2 separate regions of the Homo sapiens genome follow, and region 1 is linked to region 2. A link is an interaction called in ENCODE POLR2A ChIA-PET data of the cell type or tissue named here. Cell type or tissue: Caco-2. All regions are shown on one strand. Each heading gives the region's core, and the rest is flanking DNA. Links, peaks and the distances in the headings are about the cores only. Region 1 overlaps ACTR3 (actin related protein 3). Region 2 has its middle 14 kb from the start of SLC35F5.

Region 1 (8,969 bases), core at 2,658-5,157, 180 kb before region 2:
TCAAGATAATCAAAATATAGGCACTGACAACAGTCAGCCATCATGCAATTTCTCAACAATCAGCAAACCCTAGAGTGCTGTGCTTTACTTTTAAGTAATTCTGAATGATTATGGAAGTCTCAGATAAAGTCCTCATTCTTGGTAATCTTCCAAGCAGAAGGTATTTTATTCACATGAAATACCTTTTTTCAAACAGCTTTGAAAAAAGCCATATCATTCCTCTAAATCAACGTTCTGCTTCAATATTTAACAAGGATGAAAAAAATGAAGAATCTATCTCTAAATATAGAAAGTAGACATCTAAGAATTTTAAATTAATTTTGATTTTTTTTAACCTCAAGCCTAAAGGTCCAGGACATGTAATACAAAGGTTACTTTATTAAACCACCGATTTGACTGCACACTTTGAGGTTGCTATGTGGGAGCTAAAGTCAGTTTTTGAGAGCAGGCTTGACTACTCAACAATGGCATCAATCTCAACTCAGCTTTGCTGTCCTTCTATAGTATAAAACATTTTGTGGATCCATAATTAATTTGATTGTTGGTGTATGCAAAGAAATCTACTATATTAATTATCTATGAGAGAGGTATTTAAAAAAAAAGTCTTTCCACAGGTATTACTAAGAATTATTTTCCAGAAATACAGACAATATCCTAGAAGAATCAAATGATCCAGAATATCACAGACATAAATCTATAACATTAACCATTTCCATTAGAATACCTGACAGGTTCCTCTTATTTTTCTAAATCAGAGTGAATGCTGGCAAATATTTCTCATCCTAATCAAGGAAGGCACCCTCAACCTTCTCACCAATAATTGGGAAAACCAACCTTCAATCTACCACCACTCAATTCCTCACTTAATTTCAGCCGGGCATCTACAGTTCTTTTCAAATCTCTTTGCAAGCGACGTCCAAAGTCCCTGAACATGGTTGAACCTCCAGAGAGGACAATATTCTAGTGGAGAGAAAATAAATATAATATTTAAAAAGAGAAAAGTTTAAAGATATAATATATAGTACTGAAATGCTATTATATCCTTTTTATGAGAGGTGTTTAAGTTTTTTTAAAGTAAGACCTTGAATAACAATTTTGCTATAAATACCTTGTAGAGAGGACGTCTGACATCAATAGGACAATTCTGAATTACTTCATCTACAACTTCTGAGATAGGTTGTGTAAAGTCTGGATTAGCAAACTGAAAAATAAGTTGGATATATAATAGAGATCATATCACTACTGACAAATATCACAATAAAAGGTTAAACAAAGTTTTCAGTTCAAAAACAAAAGGCCTTTTAGAAACCACTAATACTGGTCTCTAACAGATTCAGATTGAAGACACTGAAATCAGAGAAAACTCAAAATTATGATGATATATACCATTTTATAACTATCAGAATAGCAAACATGTAAAGTCATACATATACTATGAGCTGGCAAAAATCTGGGTAAATGGAAACTTTCATATAACGCTGTGAGAGTATACACTGATGTAACCACTATGGAGAATAATTTGGCAATAGTAACATAGTGACATGGTCTGGCTCTGTGTCCCCACCCAAATCTCATCTTGAATTGTACTCCCATAATTTCCACGTGTTGTGGGAGGGACCTGGTGAGAGAGAATTGAATCATGAGGGTGGTTTCCCCCATACTGTTCTCATGGAGTGAATAAGTTGCACAAGGTCTGATGGTTTTATCAGGGATTTCTGCTTTTGCGTCTTCCTCATTCTCTCTTTGCCTGCTGCCATCATGTAAGACAGGACTTGCTCCTCCTTGCCTTCTGCCATGATTGTGAGGCTTCCCCAGCCACGTGGAACCATAAGTCCAATTAAACCTCTTTCTTTTATAAATTGCCCAGTCTCAGGTATGTCTTTATTAGCAGTATGAAAACGGACTAATACAAATAGCTAATAAAATTTTAAATGCACATACCAGTAACTCCACTTCTTACAACAAACTCTGAAGAAACTCCCCAAACATGTATGCTATTACATATGCATATTTACTATAGCCTTGTTTCTAAGAGGAAAAACCCGTTAAGTCCATCAATAGGGGATGAAATAAATAAATGTAGTCTAATCTCATTATTCATGATTCCATATTTGTGAATTTACCTAATCGCTAAAACATATTTGTTACTCCCCAAATCAAAATATGGTTATTCATGGACATGCACGTGTAGAGCAACAAAAATTTGAGTCCACTGATGTGCACATTCCCCATTGAGGTTGAACAAGATGATACTCTGCTATCTAGTTTCAGCTCTCATACTATAAACAAGTGTCCTTTTCACAGTTCTATTTAGTGGCACGGTTTTCATATTTTTGTTAGTGATTTCATTATTTAAAATGGCCCCCAAGCATACTGCTCAAGTGCTGGCTAGTAAACACAAGGAGGCTGTGATGTGTCTTACAGAGAAAAAGCAAGTTAGATAGCTTTGTTCAGACATGTGTTCTAGTGCTATTGAATATAAATGAATATACTAAAATGATATACTAAATGCAGTGCCTTTAAAAAGAAACACACATGAAACAAGGGTATATGTTAATGGGATAACAAAAATGTTACCAGAGGCTCAAAGAAACCTAATACTGTATTTCCCCTAGGAGCAATAGCTAGCTCAGTGTTCACTAATTCAGCGCTCTCAAGAACTTTTTGGCACATCTACTTTGAATAACAAACATCAGCTATATATTCAAACGATGATATACCATAGTCAAAATAAACTTACTATTTCCAAACAGCTGGCACTCAAGAAAAACATACTTTTTAAAAAACTAACTTAAACAAAAACAAAAAACAACTTGAAGCTGGGCATGGTGACTCACACCTATAATCCCAGTGCTTTGGGAGGCCAAGGCAGGACCATTGCTTGAGACCCAGAGTTTGACACCAGCCTGGGCAACATAGCGAGACCCTGTCTCTACAAAAAATTTAAAAACTAGCTAGGCATGGTGGCACACACCTGTAGTTCCAGCTACTTGAGAGGGCTGAGGAAAAAGGATTGCTTGACCCTAGGAATTCGAGGTTACACTGAGTTATGATCACACCACTGCACTCCAGCCTGGGTGACAGAGAGAGACTCTGTCTCTAAATAAATAATCAAAATCTAGCTCTAATTAGTGAAAAACAAACAAGTATTGTATATCTCCTCAGCCATTCATTTTTATCATTAGGTTGTCCTAGTTGAGAGACATTATTCCTTTATTTATTAAACTGAGTCTATAACTGTATTGATAATTATTAGGCATGTGTCAATTTTTTCTTTTTTTTTTTCTTTTTTTTTTTTTTTTGAGACCGAGTCTCGATCTGACACCCAGGCTGGAGTGCAGTGGCGCAATCTTGGCTCACTGCAACCTCTGCCTCCTGGGTTCAAGCAATTCTCCTACCTCAGCCTCCCGAGTAGCTGGGATTACAAGCGTCCGCCACCACGCCCGGCTAATTTTTGTGTTTTTAGTAGAGACGGGGTTTCACCATGTTGGCCAGGCTGATCTCGAACTCCTGACCTCAGGTGATCCGCCTGCCTCAGCCTCCCAAAGTGCTGGGATTATAGGTGTGAGCCACCACGCCCTGCCTTTTTCCAGTTTTTAAGATTAGTTCTAAATTATTTACAGGCTGCGCATACAATGAAAAGAGATTTAATGTTATCAAAGTGACACATACTAATACAAAATCTTTTCATTTAGATCATGTAAATGGAGTGAAAAAGACATAGGATATACGAAAAAGAGATCCAACACAAGAGAGAGGGAAAGGGAATCCCTAGAATGATAGTAAAGGAATATGGCAACTCTATACTGGGAACCGACAGAAGCAAGTTCAGATTGGGATGTAAAAGACACTTCAGAAAATTAAACTGATGAATAAACCCTATACATCTGAATATCCTGAGAAGAGATTTATATAACTACTGAAGAGAGTTTGGAGGTGAATGAATGGTAATTATTTTAGCACTAAGCAAACAGTTTATTAATGACTTCTTGGAAAACAAAGTTACTTATAGGAAGGGAAAAGATTTCATGGTTAACTACATGGCTCAGATATGAACAAAATTTGTGGTCACAAAAACATAAGCACTGAATTTCAACCTACTTGAAATTATAATGTAACAAATGAGATGAAAAGGGAATAGAAAGGTCCTGTCTGTGATGACAGAAGAAGGATAAAAAAGACAATCTTCCTCTTCCATAGTTGGAATTCGACAGACAACGCCTAACACAGGGCTGGGCACAGTGGCTCATTCCTATAATCCCAGCGCTTTGGGAGGGCAAGATGGGTGAATTGCTCGAGCCCAGGAGTTCAAGACCAGCCTGGGCAACATGGCAAAACCCTGTTTCTACGAAAAATACAAAAATTAGCTGGAAGTGGTGGCACATACCTGTAGTCCCAGCTACTTGGGAGTCTGAGGTGAGAGGATCACCTGAGCCTGGGGAGACTGCAGCGAGCCATGACTCAGCCACTGCACTGGGTGACAGAGCAAGACCCTGTTTCCAAAAGAAAACAAGAAAAGCCTAACACTGAAAAAAAATTTGAAGTTGCAATATAACCAAGCAATTCATAGCTAAGGAGGTAATCAGCAAAAGAAGCAACTAAGAAGAGTTTGAAGTGGTTACCTCTAGAAATACAAAACAAGAGAAAGAAACATGCAGGGCACCCCTAGTTTTTGTTAGGATACGCAGACCAAGACTTTTAAACCATGTGCATATATATAACTGATTTTTAAAAACAGCCTTTAAAAAAAAGAAAACAAAACAGGTTTTTTAAAAAGAGAAACAGGTTTCTCATAGAAGAAATTACTTATAAGGAACATAAAGCTATAGACAACAGAAAATGTTTTAAAGTTAAAAAATAAAGAAAAATTGGTGTATGAAACAATAAAGGTTATTCAAATTAATAGAAAAAATGATATATGAAACATTAGCAGCAAGACACATTTTCATCCAGCCAACTATACCTTTCCTAAGCAATATGAAACACATTTTATTTACATATCTAAAGCTTTGGGTTATTTATTTATGAGACAGGGTCTTGCTCTGTTGCTCACACTGGAGTACAATGGTGCAATGCCAGCTCGTTGCAGCCTGGACCTCCTGGGCTCAAGCAATACTCTCACCTCAGCCTCCCAAGTAGCTGGAACTACAGGCACACGCCACATGCCTGGCTAATTTTTTGTATTTTTTTGGTAGAGACGGGCTCTTCCCATGTTGCCCAAGCTGGTCTTAAACTCCTGGGCTTGAGTGATTCGCCCACCTTGGCTTCCCAAAGTGCTGGGATTACAGGTGTGAGCCACCACAACCAGCCTACTTCAAGGTTTTTAAGAAAGCCAAGGCATCAGCTAAGCTCATTTGTCAAGCATATTCCATTCAAATGCTCATCTCCTATATCCCATGCTATTATCCATCGTGTGGTCATGATCCTATTCATGCAGGACATTTGCTCAGGATCTTCTGCAATTTTCTAATTCCTGTCCCCAACTTGGAGCTTTAATATTCTTCTCTAAGATTTCAATTTCAAGTTAATTGATGTGCCTTAAATGAAATGAGGTCTGACACACTTCTATTAATCTACTCACATATAAATGGCCCATACAAAAATCTGTCCTAACTTCCAGCTACATGTGGTTATCTCTCCCGTCTCTTGACTCTCCGCTAAAATGACAGCAAGAGAATTAAAAGGAAAGGTAAATGACCAAGGATGAATCAGGGGGCAAAAAAACAATGAATACAATATTTCAATCCTGTTTGGAAAAGAAACTGTTAAAATCCTCTATATAGAATGAGACCCACCCTCCTCGGTTCCCTTCCAGACCGTGTATAACAAGAAAGTTAATTCAAACCCCAATAAATAAATGAATGAATAAATGACTGTACAAACAAAATGAAGCAAATTATACCATTCTGGACACGGGTATGGGCAAAGATTCCATGATGAAGATGGCAAAAGCAAAAAATGACAAATGGGATCTAATTAAAGAGCTTCTGCACAGCAAAAGAAACTATCAGCAGAGTAAACAGACAACCTACAGAATGGGAGAAAATCTTTGCAAATTACACATCTGACAAAGGTCTAATATCCAGCATCTATAAGGAACTTAAATAAATATACAAGGAAAAAACAACTCCATTAAAAAGTGGGCAAAGGACATGAACAATTTTCAAAAGAAGACATATATGTGGCCAAAAATCTTAAGAAAAAAAGCTCAACGTCACTGATCATTAGAGAAATGTAAATCAAACCCACAATGAGATACCATCTCATACCAGTCAGAATGGCTATTATTAAAAACTCAAAAAATATTCTCACACCATCCCTCCTAAAAAATGAAGGAAAGAGAAAATATTTTTAAAAAATAAATACAATTTAAAAAGAAAAAAAAAGGTGCTGGCAAAGCTGGAAAGAAAAAGAAACGCTTATACTCTCTTGGTGTATATTAGGTGTAAATTAGTTCAACCATTGTGGAAAACAGTGTGGCAATTCCTCAAGAACCTAAAACATAAATATTCAACCCAGCAATCCCACATACCCAAAGGAGTATAAATTGTTCTATCATAAAGGCACATGCATATGTATGTTCACTGCAGCACTTCACAAAAATAAAGACATGGAATCAACCTAAATGCCCATCAATGGTAGACTGGATAAAGAAAATGTGGTACATATACACCATGGAATACTATGCAGCTATAAAAAAGAATGAGGTCATGTTCTTTGCAGGAACATGCATGGAGCTGGGGGCCATTATCCTCAGCAAACCAGTGCAAGAACAGAAAACCAATTACTGCATGTTCTCACTTTTAAGTGGAAGCTAAATGATAAGTAAACATGTACATACGGAGGGAAACAACAGACACTGGGGCCTATCGGAGGGTGGAGAGTGGGAAGAGGGAGAGGATCAGGAAACATAGCTAACGGATACTAGACTTAATAATACCTGGGGACAAAACAATCTGTACAACCTCCATGACAAAAGTTTACCTATATAAAAACCTGTACATGTACCCCTGAACTTAAAGTTAAAAAAAAAGAAAATGAAGCAAATGAATAAACAAGGTGAAAGTGTAGGAAAAGCTGAATTTTAAGGGAAAAGAATCACATTACACTACTTGCCTCAAAAGTGAACAACAGTCTCAGGTATAATACTATAAATATTACAATACTATTGATTTACCTAATAACAATAACCTAACATGTTGGCAGGCTGGAAGAAAAGAGAGTCTAGAAAGAACTAATCTGAAAGGAGGCTAGCATTTAAACCACTAACAGTGACATATCAAGAAACAGCTCCATCCATGTTCCTGCAATACCATCACAGTATTTAGAAATCTGGGGGTTACTACCAAGAGCAATAACTAAAAGCTAGTGGATGCTCTATAGAACACAATGGCAGCAGGAGGGTGAAGAGCTGCTAATTTTAAGTCTGTCAGTGTTATTTGACCTTTAAAATTGTGTGTATACATCCTCTTAATCTTTATGTTTTGATAAAGTGCAAAGAAAATGTACCACCAAAAACCTTCACACTCCAGTATACTAGTCTGACCACAATTCCTTATCCTTCTCATGCTCACTCCTCTGCTACCAATTCACAATTATTATGTGTCATTTCATCATGATCTCCAATACCTGTACCCTCACTATCCCTAGGTAATTCAGCTTTCAGGACTTGCTCTCTCCTCTATGCTGTAATACTTTAATCTCTGCTTTATCAAAACCTTTTCCTCCTTTCCCACAACTGTCTGGGGGAGGCGAGAGGACACTATTGCACAACTAAAAGTTTTGGGTATCTAACCTGCTACCTTGAGTAAAGAATGGATGCCCCATACTATTAATATGTACTCACTAGTCACCCTCTCAATTCCCCTCAACAGTAAATATGAAAGTCATTATTCTTCACAAGCCCTCAATTTTTTTTGAAATGAAGTCTCGCTCTGTCGCCCAGGCTGGAGTGCAGTGGCGTGATCTCGGCTCACTGCAAGCTCCACCTCCTGGGTTCACGCCATTCTCCTGCCTCAGCCTCGCGAGTAGCTGGGACTACAGGCGCCCACCACCACGCCCAGCTAATTTTTTTTTTTTTTTTTTTTTTTTTTTTAGTAGAGACGGGGTTTCACCATATTAGCCAGGATGGTCTCGATCTCCTGACCTCGTGATCTGCCCGCTTCGGCCTCAATTTTAGTCCAGTCCCTTCTCCCAAAACATAAGCTTGATTCCACCTCATAAAAAAATTAAAACTATGAACTATGATGATGAACTTCTTCAACTACCTACCTGTGCTTCTGCCCTTCCTAGTTCATTTTCCTGTACCTATACTTAATTCCTTCCCTCCTGTAACTGGAGTAAGCCCTCTTAAAAATTTAAAACTATCTTGAGCCTTATTCTTGCAACTGAATTCTTACTCGTCCACTGTCTTTTTCTTTCATAGCCATCTCTCAGAATGTCCAGACTGCTGATTTCCAAACCTTCACCTCTCACTGAGATAAGTAACAAGCTGCTCTAACGTATCACTCCATTGAAACGCCTCCCCTATGATCATCAATAACCTAGATGCTGAAAAACTCCAAGTACTTCTAAGGTTTCCTCTAATGTTACTTCACTGCAGCAACTGGCACTATTTACCCTCCCTTCTTGAAACATTCACTTCTCTCAATTTTATGACCATAATCCTTTAGCTTGGCTTCTACCTCTCTGTCATCTTCAGTATTCTTTGCAGGCTCTACTTACTCAGCCTGTCCACGTGTCTGTGTTCACGAAGGCCCTATTCTTCACCTTTCTACTCCACAGCCCCTTCTCAGCCAACCTCTTCCTTTGTGCCCCACAAAGGGTGATGACTTTACAACACCCAAGTGTTTGTTTTTGAACCTTTTAAAAGATGCATATAATAAACTCATCTTTGTCTATTTCACCTACTCCTCCCCTTCAGTATTACAAATTTCAGTGGATGGCACACTGGGTTGCCCAAGTTACAA
Region 2 (8,969 bases), core at 4,185-6,684:
CTTAACTTTAGGTCTCCCCTGCAGGAGTTTGCCTCGTTAATGTCTCCTTGGAGCAGCTTTTATCACTGAGACAGTATGACTTTTGAGGTCATTAAGTATAAGAGAAGAATGTTAAATACAAAATAGAAAAATTTGAAAAATATAGAGTCCACGAAACCCAGCATTAACATCTTAGCAAATGTTAGATAATATTTTTTTCAATAGAACTTATTTTTAAAAGCAATTTTAGGTTTACAGAAAATTGAACAGAAAATACAGAGCTCCCATATACTTCCTGCCCCCACACATGCACAACTTTCCTCACTACCAACATCCCGCACCAGATCAAGAGAGTATTTTTGTTTGTTTGTTTGTTTGTTTGTTTTTGAGATGGCGTCTCGCTCCGTAGCCCAGGCTGGGATTACAAGCATGAGCCACCACACCTGGCCATGTTTGTTTATTTATTATCTACTTCCTCCCTCTAGAATATAAGCTCTAGAAAGTCAGAGTCTTATTTGTTTTGTTTTGTTTTTGAGACGGAGTCTCACTCTGTCACCCAGGCTGGAGTGCAGTTGTGCAATCTTGGCTCACTACAACCTCCACCTCCCAGGTTCAAGCAATTCTCTCACCTCAGCTTCCTGAGTAGCTGGGATTACAGGTGCATGCCACCATGACCGGCTAATTTGTATATTTTTGGTAGAGATGGGGTTTCACCATGTTGGCCAGGCTGGTCTCAAACTCCGAACCTCAGGTGATCCACCCACCTCAGCCTCCCAAAGTACTGGGATTACAGGCGCAAGCCACTGTGCCTGGCCTGTTTTGCTTTTTGTTAGATATTTAGTGCCTTGAAGTTAAGGCCATTCTAAGATAGACTAGTACCTTCAGTAGAACATGACACACAGCGGGCACTCAAATATTTGTAGAGCCAATGAATATATCCTCCATATTGTCTAGTACAATGCTTGCTGGTCATAGAAGAGAGCACCAATAAATATGTTTTGATCAGTTGCCATATGAGGGCCCATGATAGAAAACAATACCTTTCAGACTTATGATATGTTTTGAGTTCTACAATATGTTTTAAGTTCTATAAAATTTTGCTCTTCAGAGTTACTAGGAATTACAGTGATACAAGCTTATAGTATAAAATTTTTAAGGTAGTAAATAATTTATCTACACGTTTGCACAAACCTGTATTGCAACACTTTCTTAAAAGTGTCCTGTGCATAAGAAGGCACTTTAATTTTTTTTTTTTGAGGCAGAGCAGAGTCTCACTTTGCTGTTGGGGCTGGAATATGGTGGCAGGATCTTAGCTCATTGCAACCCCTGCCTCCGGGTTCAAGCAATTCTCCTGCCGCAGCCTCCCGAGCAGCTGAGATTACAGGCATGTGCCACCATGACCCCCGGCTCATTTTTTTTTTTTTTTTGTATTTTTAGTAGAGACGGGGTTTCGCCATATTGGCCAGGCTGGTCTTGAATTCCTGCCGTCAAGCGATCTGCCTGCCTCGGCCTCCCAAAGTGCTGGGATTACAGGAGTGAGCCACCATGCTCAGTCTAAATATTTCTTAAAAATATTACGTCCATGAATGAACTTTGCTATTACCATGTCTTTTTGTGAACTTCAGGAGCAAAACCAGGCCCTTGCAGATTTGCCTGAACAAAAGGTCCCAGAGTCATCTTAGGATTTCTCAGGGGATGTAATTTTGGCCACAGAAGCAAGCCCTCTTCAAGAGAATCACGTCCTAGGAAGCACTGTCTCATTTGATTGAGAGTAGGTAGAGAGGTGAGATGTTTGTTTCTTGTACCCACCTAACACTTTCAGAAATAAACTAGACAAATTAAAACGGTCAGAAGGCTGCATGGAAAACTGCTATTAAGAAATGGAGTCAGTTGGGCCGGGCGCAGTGGCTCACGCCTGTCATCCCAGCACTTTGGGAGGCCAAGGTGGGCAGATCACAAGGTCAGGAGATCGAGACCATCCTGGCAAACATGGTAAAACCCCATCTCCACTAAAAATACAAAAAATTAGCCGAGTGTGGTGGTGGGCGCCTGTAGTCCCAGCTACTCAGGAGGCTGAGGCAGGAGAAGGGCGTGAACCCGGGAGGTGAAGCTTGCAGAGATCGCACCACTGCACTCCAATCTGGGTGACAGAGTGAGACTCCGTCTCAAAAAAAAAAAAAAAAAAAAGAAAAAGAAAAAGAAATGGGGTCAGTTGTTTGCAGGGTCACCAAGTATAAAATTCTCCTTTTTCTCAGGGTTCCTAGTATTAGTAGGTTGACTCTTTTGATGACCTAATTAATTTTATCAAAGAAGAGAGTGGGGGCTTTTTCATGCCTTCAGACCATAACCCTGCCTCTACCTGACAAATGGCTCTCAAAAGTCAAATGGGTACCAGACAAAGTGAGCTTTCGTGAATGAACTGTAAAGCTCAGACAGCTCATAGGAAGGGCACTATTCAGGGGCCCTCTGCTTATAATCTGAATTTGCTCAGGCTTTCAAATGGGTACAAGTTCATAGTAGCAACTGTAGCTCTAGCTTCACTGTTTGCACTCCCACCTGCACACACACATAATGCCTGACTTCCACAGATCTCCTATTTTCCCTCCAACTATTTCTGGATTCCCTAGATGCTCTTCACATGTTCTCGCATATAAGCCTTCTTTTAAAAAGTAATTTATTTTTATTAAAATTTTTATGAGGTTAAATTAGCATAACATATCAACCAGCCGGGCGCGGTGGCTCACGCCTGTAATCCCAGCACTTTGGGAGGCCGAGGCAGGAGGATCACGAGGTCAGGAGATGGAGACCAACCTGGCCAACATGGTGAAACCCTGTCTCTACTAAAAATATAAAAAAAAAAAAAATTAGCCAGGCGTGGTGGCAGGCACCTGTAGTCCCAGCTGCTCAGGAGGCTGAGGCAGGAGAATGGCGTGAACCCAGGAGGCGGAGCTTGCAGTGAGCTGAGACTGTGCCACTGCACTCCAGCCTGGGCGACGAGCAAGACTCCGTCTCGAAAAAAAAAAAAAAAGAAAGTGAACACTTCAGTGGCATTTAGTACATTCATAATATTGTGCAACCAATACCTCTATCTAGTTCCAAAAGATTTCATCACTTTAAAAGGAAATCCCATACCCATTAAGCAGTTGTCCTCTTCCAATTCCCTCCTCGTATTCCCTGGAAATCACCAAGTTATGCTACCTATTGGGGATGTTTCATGTAAATAGATCATACAGAATGTGACCTTTCATGTCTAACTTCTTTAACTTAGCATAACGTTTTTGAGGTACATCCATGTGGTAGCATATAGACGTACTTCATTCCTTTGTATGACTGAATGATGCTCCACTGTATTTATGTACCACAATTTGTTTATCCTTTCGTCCACTAATGTACACTTGGGCTGTTTCCACCTTTTGGCTATTTTGCATAATGCTGCTATGAACAGTTTGTACATGTACCAAGGCCTTCTCTTCCTGGATGAAGCCACTGTATTATGGGGGACCACAGAGTCTACCTCTTGGCATCGTTATTGCCCACCTGGGCACTCCCACCAGTGACCTCGATGGTACCTTGTGGTTCCAGGTTGTGTGGTTCTTATTTTGTGATTTGGGTTGTATTCTTAAAGCCTTGGTCCTTAGAAAAGAGGAGAAATTCCATGTAAAACATTGTATTTGTCTCATTCCTTTTGTCTCAGGCTCACGGAAGACAAGTGGAGAGAGGAAAGTAAGAAAGAAAATTCTGTAAGAAATTTTCAAAGGAAGCAGCTCTTTCTTTCTTACTTTCCTCTCTCCACTGGTCTTCAGTAAGCCTGAGACGAAAGGAATGAGACCAATGCAATGTTTTACATAGAATTTCTCCTTTTTTCTAAGGACCAAGGCTTTCTTATAGGTCACTATTGCTTCCTAGTTCTTTCTTAGGATGAGTCGTTTTCCAGCAAAATCTCAGTCTTCCTTTGCCACAGGTGTCAGTTTACCAGCCAATACCATTGAATTATTAGACTCAAGCTAGAGCCCCAGCTACACAGAGATAGAAAGGTTCACAATTAAGTCTTCAGTAAATTCATAAATGGCTACATCTTGACTTGAGATAATTTGACTATAACTAATAAATGTCTATTTATTTATTCGGGCATGTTTTTTTGGTTGTGGTGGTGATAGTTTGGATATTTTCTGCTTCAGATCCCATGTTGAAATTTGATCTCCAATGCAGGGGGCGGGGCCTGGTGGGAGGTGACTGGATCATGGGGGCAGATCCCTATGACCTGCTTGGTGCCGTAAGAACTGCTTGTTAAAAAGAGGTTTGCCTCCTCTCTCTCTCATCCTCTCTCTCCTTGTAATATACTGGCTCCCCTTTGCCTTCTGCCATGAGTAGAAGCTCCCTGAAGCCCTCACCAGTTGCAGATACTGGTACCATGCCATGCTTCTTGTACAGCCTGTAGAACTGTGATCCAAATAAACCTTTTTTTTTTTTTTTTTTTTTCTTTGAGACAGGGTCTCACTCTTTCATCCAGGCTGGAGGGCAGTGGTGCGATCTTGGCTTACTGCAATCTGTGCCCCTGGGCTTCAGGTGATCCTCCTACCTCAGCCTCCTATGTAGCTGGGACTACACATATGTACCACCATGCTTTGCTAATTTTGTATTTTTTGTAGAGACAGGGTTTCACCATGTTGCCCAGGCTGGTCTTGAACTTCTGAGCTCAAGTGATCTGCCCACCTTGACCTCCCAAAATGTTGGAATTACAGGTGTGAGCCACCATGCCTGGCCCACCTGTTTTCTTTATAAATTACCCAGCCTCAGGTATTCCTTTATAGCAACACAAACAGACTAAGGCAGATTGTTTTAAAATGTCCAGAAAGTCACGCCTGTAATTCCAGCACTTTGGGAGGCTTAGGTGGGTGGATCACGAGGTCAGGAGTTCAAGACCAGCCTGACCAACATTGTGAAACTCCGTCTCTACTAAAAAAATACAAAAAGTAGCCGGGCATGGAGGCACGTACCTGTAATCCCAGCTACCAAGGAGGCTGAGGAAGGAGAATTGCTTGAACCCGGGAGGTGGAGGTTGCAGTGAGCCAAGATCGTGCCACTGCACTCCAGCCTGGGCAACAGAGCGAGACTCAGTCTCAAAAAAAAAAAAAAAAAAAAAAAAAAAAAGTCCAGAAACTTGACGCTGTTTGCTACAAAAAGTGGAGCCTCATTTTTCTCCTGTTGTATATGCGCCATTCTCAGTGACTTTCTTCTAATTAATAGAATATGATGGTGTGACTTTTGAGGCTTCTTTCTTGCTCTCCTTCTGATACTTCTTGCTCTGGGGAAAGCCAGCAAACCACCAAGTGATGGAGCTACTCAAAAAGCCTGGGTAAGGGCCGGGCACAGTTCTTCATGCCTGTAATCCCAGTGCTTTGGGGGGATGAGTTGGGAGGATAGCTTGAGGCCAGGAGTTTGAAACCAGCCTGGGCAACATAGCGGGACTCCCATCTCTAACACAAACATACACACACACACACACCCACAAACAAAACCAACTTAGCCAGGCATGGCAGTGTGTGCCTGTAGTCCCAACTGCTTGGAAAGCTGAGGTGGGAGGATCACTTTAATCCAGGAGCTCAAGGTTGCAGTGAGCTATGATTGCACCACTGCATTCCGGCTTCGGCAACTGAGTGAGACCTTGTCTCAAAAAAAAAAAAAAAGGAACTGAGGGCTTCTGCTGACAGCCATGTAAGGAAGGCATCTTAGAATCAGATCCTCCAGCCTCAGCCAAGCCTTCAGATGACAGCAGCCCAGGCAACATCTTGACTGAAACCTCATAAAGAGACTGGGCCAGAACCACTGAGCTACACCCTGAATTCCTGGCCCACATACATTTTAAAATAATTTTTTAAGCTGTTAACTTTCAGAGTGGTTTGTTACACAGAAATATATAACTAGTATATTTGTTTCTTGAATGAGCTGGACTTTGTAGGGCACAAACAGAAAATGTTATTCTTTATTACCTTTTCTCCTATAAACTTGTTTGCTCTATTTGTTCTTTGCTGTCCCAGGATGAAACAGTAGGAACTTGCTTAACTTTTCTGAATACGCTTAGATATTAGAAAGTCCATTTTAGTCTAAAAGTTATAACTTCTAACTCTTATTCAATTAAACTACACTCCTCTGCCAGCCAAGGCCTATTTCAGGCCTAAAAGCCTGCAGTTGGGAAGAAAACTTGGCTCACCTCTTTATTTCACATCTTGCTCTATTACTTTTCCCCCACTCACAAGGCTATCTCTGATGCCTCCATGGGTAGGAGTCAGAGTAGAGAAAGGAGGCCAGGTAAGAATCAGGAAAGGCCTTAATTGACTGCTTTGGCTGTAATCTGGCTTTTGTGCCTTCTGGAAATGGAACAGTGGTATGTGGGAATTGGCCTGCACTGACTCATAGGAGCTGACAGTTAAATTAGTTAAATCAGGGATTTTTGCAAGGAGGTTAAATCCAGCCATCATTATAATTAAATGACAAGGACAGGCATGGTGGCTCAGTCCTTTAATCCCAGCACTTTGTGAGGCGGGTGGATCACTTGCACCCAGGAGTTTGAGACCAGCATGGGCAATATGGCCAAACCCTGTCTCTACAAAAAATATTAATACGAAAATTAGCCAGGTGTGGTGGTACATGCCTGTAGTCCCAGCTACTCGGGAGGCTAAGGTGGGAGGATTTCTTGTGCCCGGGGGACAGAGGTTGCAGTGAGCTGAGACTGTGCACTCCAGCCTGGGTGACAGAGTGAGATCCTGTCTCAAAAAAAAAAAAAAAAAAAAGGAAACCAAAACAACAAAAACAAAAAACAATGAAATTACATATAAACTTATAATTAAATAAATGTATTCTACTCATTAATAATAAATACTCATTACCTCCAATAATTTAACACATTTATGATTACCTATGCTCTTATCTTGAGTTTACTTATATCTAATTGTAGATGCAGAGTGGAAATACTCCATATAATGATGTTCTGTTGTGCATCTTTTCTCAACTCCATGTTCAGTGACATCACATTAGTAACTTGAAGTTGGCCTTGGTGGGAGTCAAGAACCGTGGAATCATAACGCAGGCATCAGAAACACTTCATATATGGGCTGTTTTCCTAGAGATCTGGTTGTGAAATCTTTACTGGAATACCAAATGCAAATTTATGTTCTCATGGAATGCTCGTGCTGGGAAATATGGTATATTCCAAATACAGATCTCTGTTTTCACAGGATGTTTCTGCTGAGAAATATGTTTCCTGGAGTTCACTGGACATGGATCCTGTCTGGTTTACCTGGCCATTGAGTCATTCTCTGTTAGGGGTACTGCATCCCTCTAGGCAGCCCTAGTGGACAGAATCCCTCATGTCATAAGAAACCCATTATGGCTCTTTCCTCTAAGATCCACTTCTGGCCCATGAGAAATTCATCTTCATTTGCCCTGCCTGGAAGTACAGGCCGTTCCCATCCAAGTTCCATTTCCTTATCCTGCTGTCAGTGTAGCAAGCCTCCTGTAGCCTCTAGCTGTAGCCTCACCCCAAGACTGGGGCACCAGTGTCCCTTAAACTTGAGAGAATATATGCCAAGGTCTTTGTATGCTCTCTCAAAGTGCCCACCTCCTGCTTTGCTTGGCTTGAGAAGGGAAGAAGCATACCACCCAAATCCCTGTGGGGATACTGATAGTGATATTCAGATCATGTGATAACTCTTCAGATAAATTCATACTTACCCATCTCTTCAACTCCTCTTATGGGTGCTTAGTCTACATATACAGGCTGGATATGCGTGCTGTGCTGATGGTAAAGCTGGCTGAGACACACTTTTTATAAGTCCCACATAGATAGTCTAATACCTCACGTTACACTATGACTATATTTGCTAACTATTTTTTGTTCTGTGCTTTCATTATTAAGCAAACAGGCTTGCTGCCTGATGCACATGGAAGCCAATAACCATGGCACCGGCTTTTGAGAAAAGAAAGGCTTTATTACAAACTGGCCAGTAAGGAGATAAGAGCCAAGTTCAAATCCATCTCCCTGATTTGGAGTTTGGGGCAAGTTTATGGGCTCAGAGAGCAAGGCAAAGGGATTTGGAAATGTTGGCTTGGCAGGGTCTGATTGGAAGGCTTCAAATTTGACCATTTACCAAATTATGGCATTCAGGTTCAGGTCATGTCCCAGTCTTGATGGTCTGAGGAGAGAAATCGTTGGTTCCAGGTATCGTTAAGGTCAAAGCTTTTTCTACTGTGCATGCCCAGGCAACATGACCTTCAGTTTTTGGCTCTGTTATACCTATAAGGTAACTCAACATTTTATTATCAACAGAGTAGACCTAGTTTGGGCTGGTCCTGCCACTACACTTTGAGGGACTCTGTTCAAAGCAGAAGAAAAGAAAAGTCATATCTAATAACATGTTACACATATCACGGCCTCAGTCTTTTTTTTTTCCAAATCTTTTTCCTTGGGGCTTAAGGCAATCTGGGATGTTCACTGGTCACAGGGGTTGGGGAAGGGTCCCAGGGAGTATGAGGCTCAGGCTGAGTTGTTCACTTAGTGACAAGAAGCAGATAGGCGTTTAAGTGCTGGTGCAAAACTTCCCCTTTACCCTCTGAAGGTTCACTGAAAAATCAACTCACGAAAGACAGGTTAATAGGTGAAATGGCATACAAATGTATTAACATGTACCAAGCTGCCTGCCATTTGAGTGGCCCATGCCAGCAGACTACAGCATGGTAATGTAAAGAATCACAGAGTGATTACCCCAAGCAGAAAATGGGGCACAAAAGCTTATAGAACCTCTTAAGTTTACAGAAAGAATGGAGGGTTTGATTGTGGCAAAAGAGGTTTTGGTGGCAAAATAGGTTATAGTTGGGGAAGAAGAGGACTGGCTAGAAAAGATAGTCTTGTTATGTAGAGGAAATCTCACAGATAGCAGCCCTCAGAGAGAATAGATGGTAAATATTTCTTGCAGATCTTTAGAGGTATCAGA

Evidence for each region. Peaks named below come from ENCODE experiments on the same cell type or tissue, not always from the same donor. Only the 100,000 strongest peaks of a DNase experiment are listed, where the experiment ranks them.
Region 1: POLR2A ChIA-PET joins it to region 2 with 9 read pairs; 6 of 35 experiments call an interaction of 5 or more read pairs at or near these places.

The regions. Positions count from the first base shown.
Region 1 is chr2:113,943,711-113,952,679 of GRCh38, reverse strand. ACTR3 (actin related protein 3) reads right to left here. Exons shown (of 12, transcript NM_005721.5): 9 at 1,109-1,201; 10 at 835-960. Among named protein-coding and RNA genes, the nearest start is that of LINC01191, 31 kb to the left of the region's middle. In Caco-2, for the core only: no CTCF peak of the experiment used is centred there; no DNase peak of the experiment used is centred there.
Region 2 is chr2:113,766,375-113,775,343 of GRCh38, reverse strand. No RefSeq gene overlaps it. Among named protein-coding and RNA genes, the nearest start is that of SLC35F5, 14 kb to the right of the region's middle. In Caco-2, for the core only: no CTCF peak of the experiment used is centred there; a DNase peak (open chromatin) is centred at 5,603.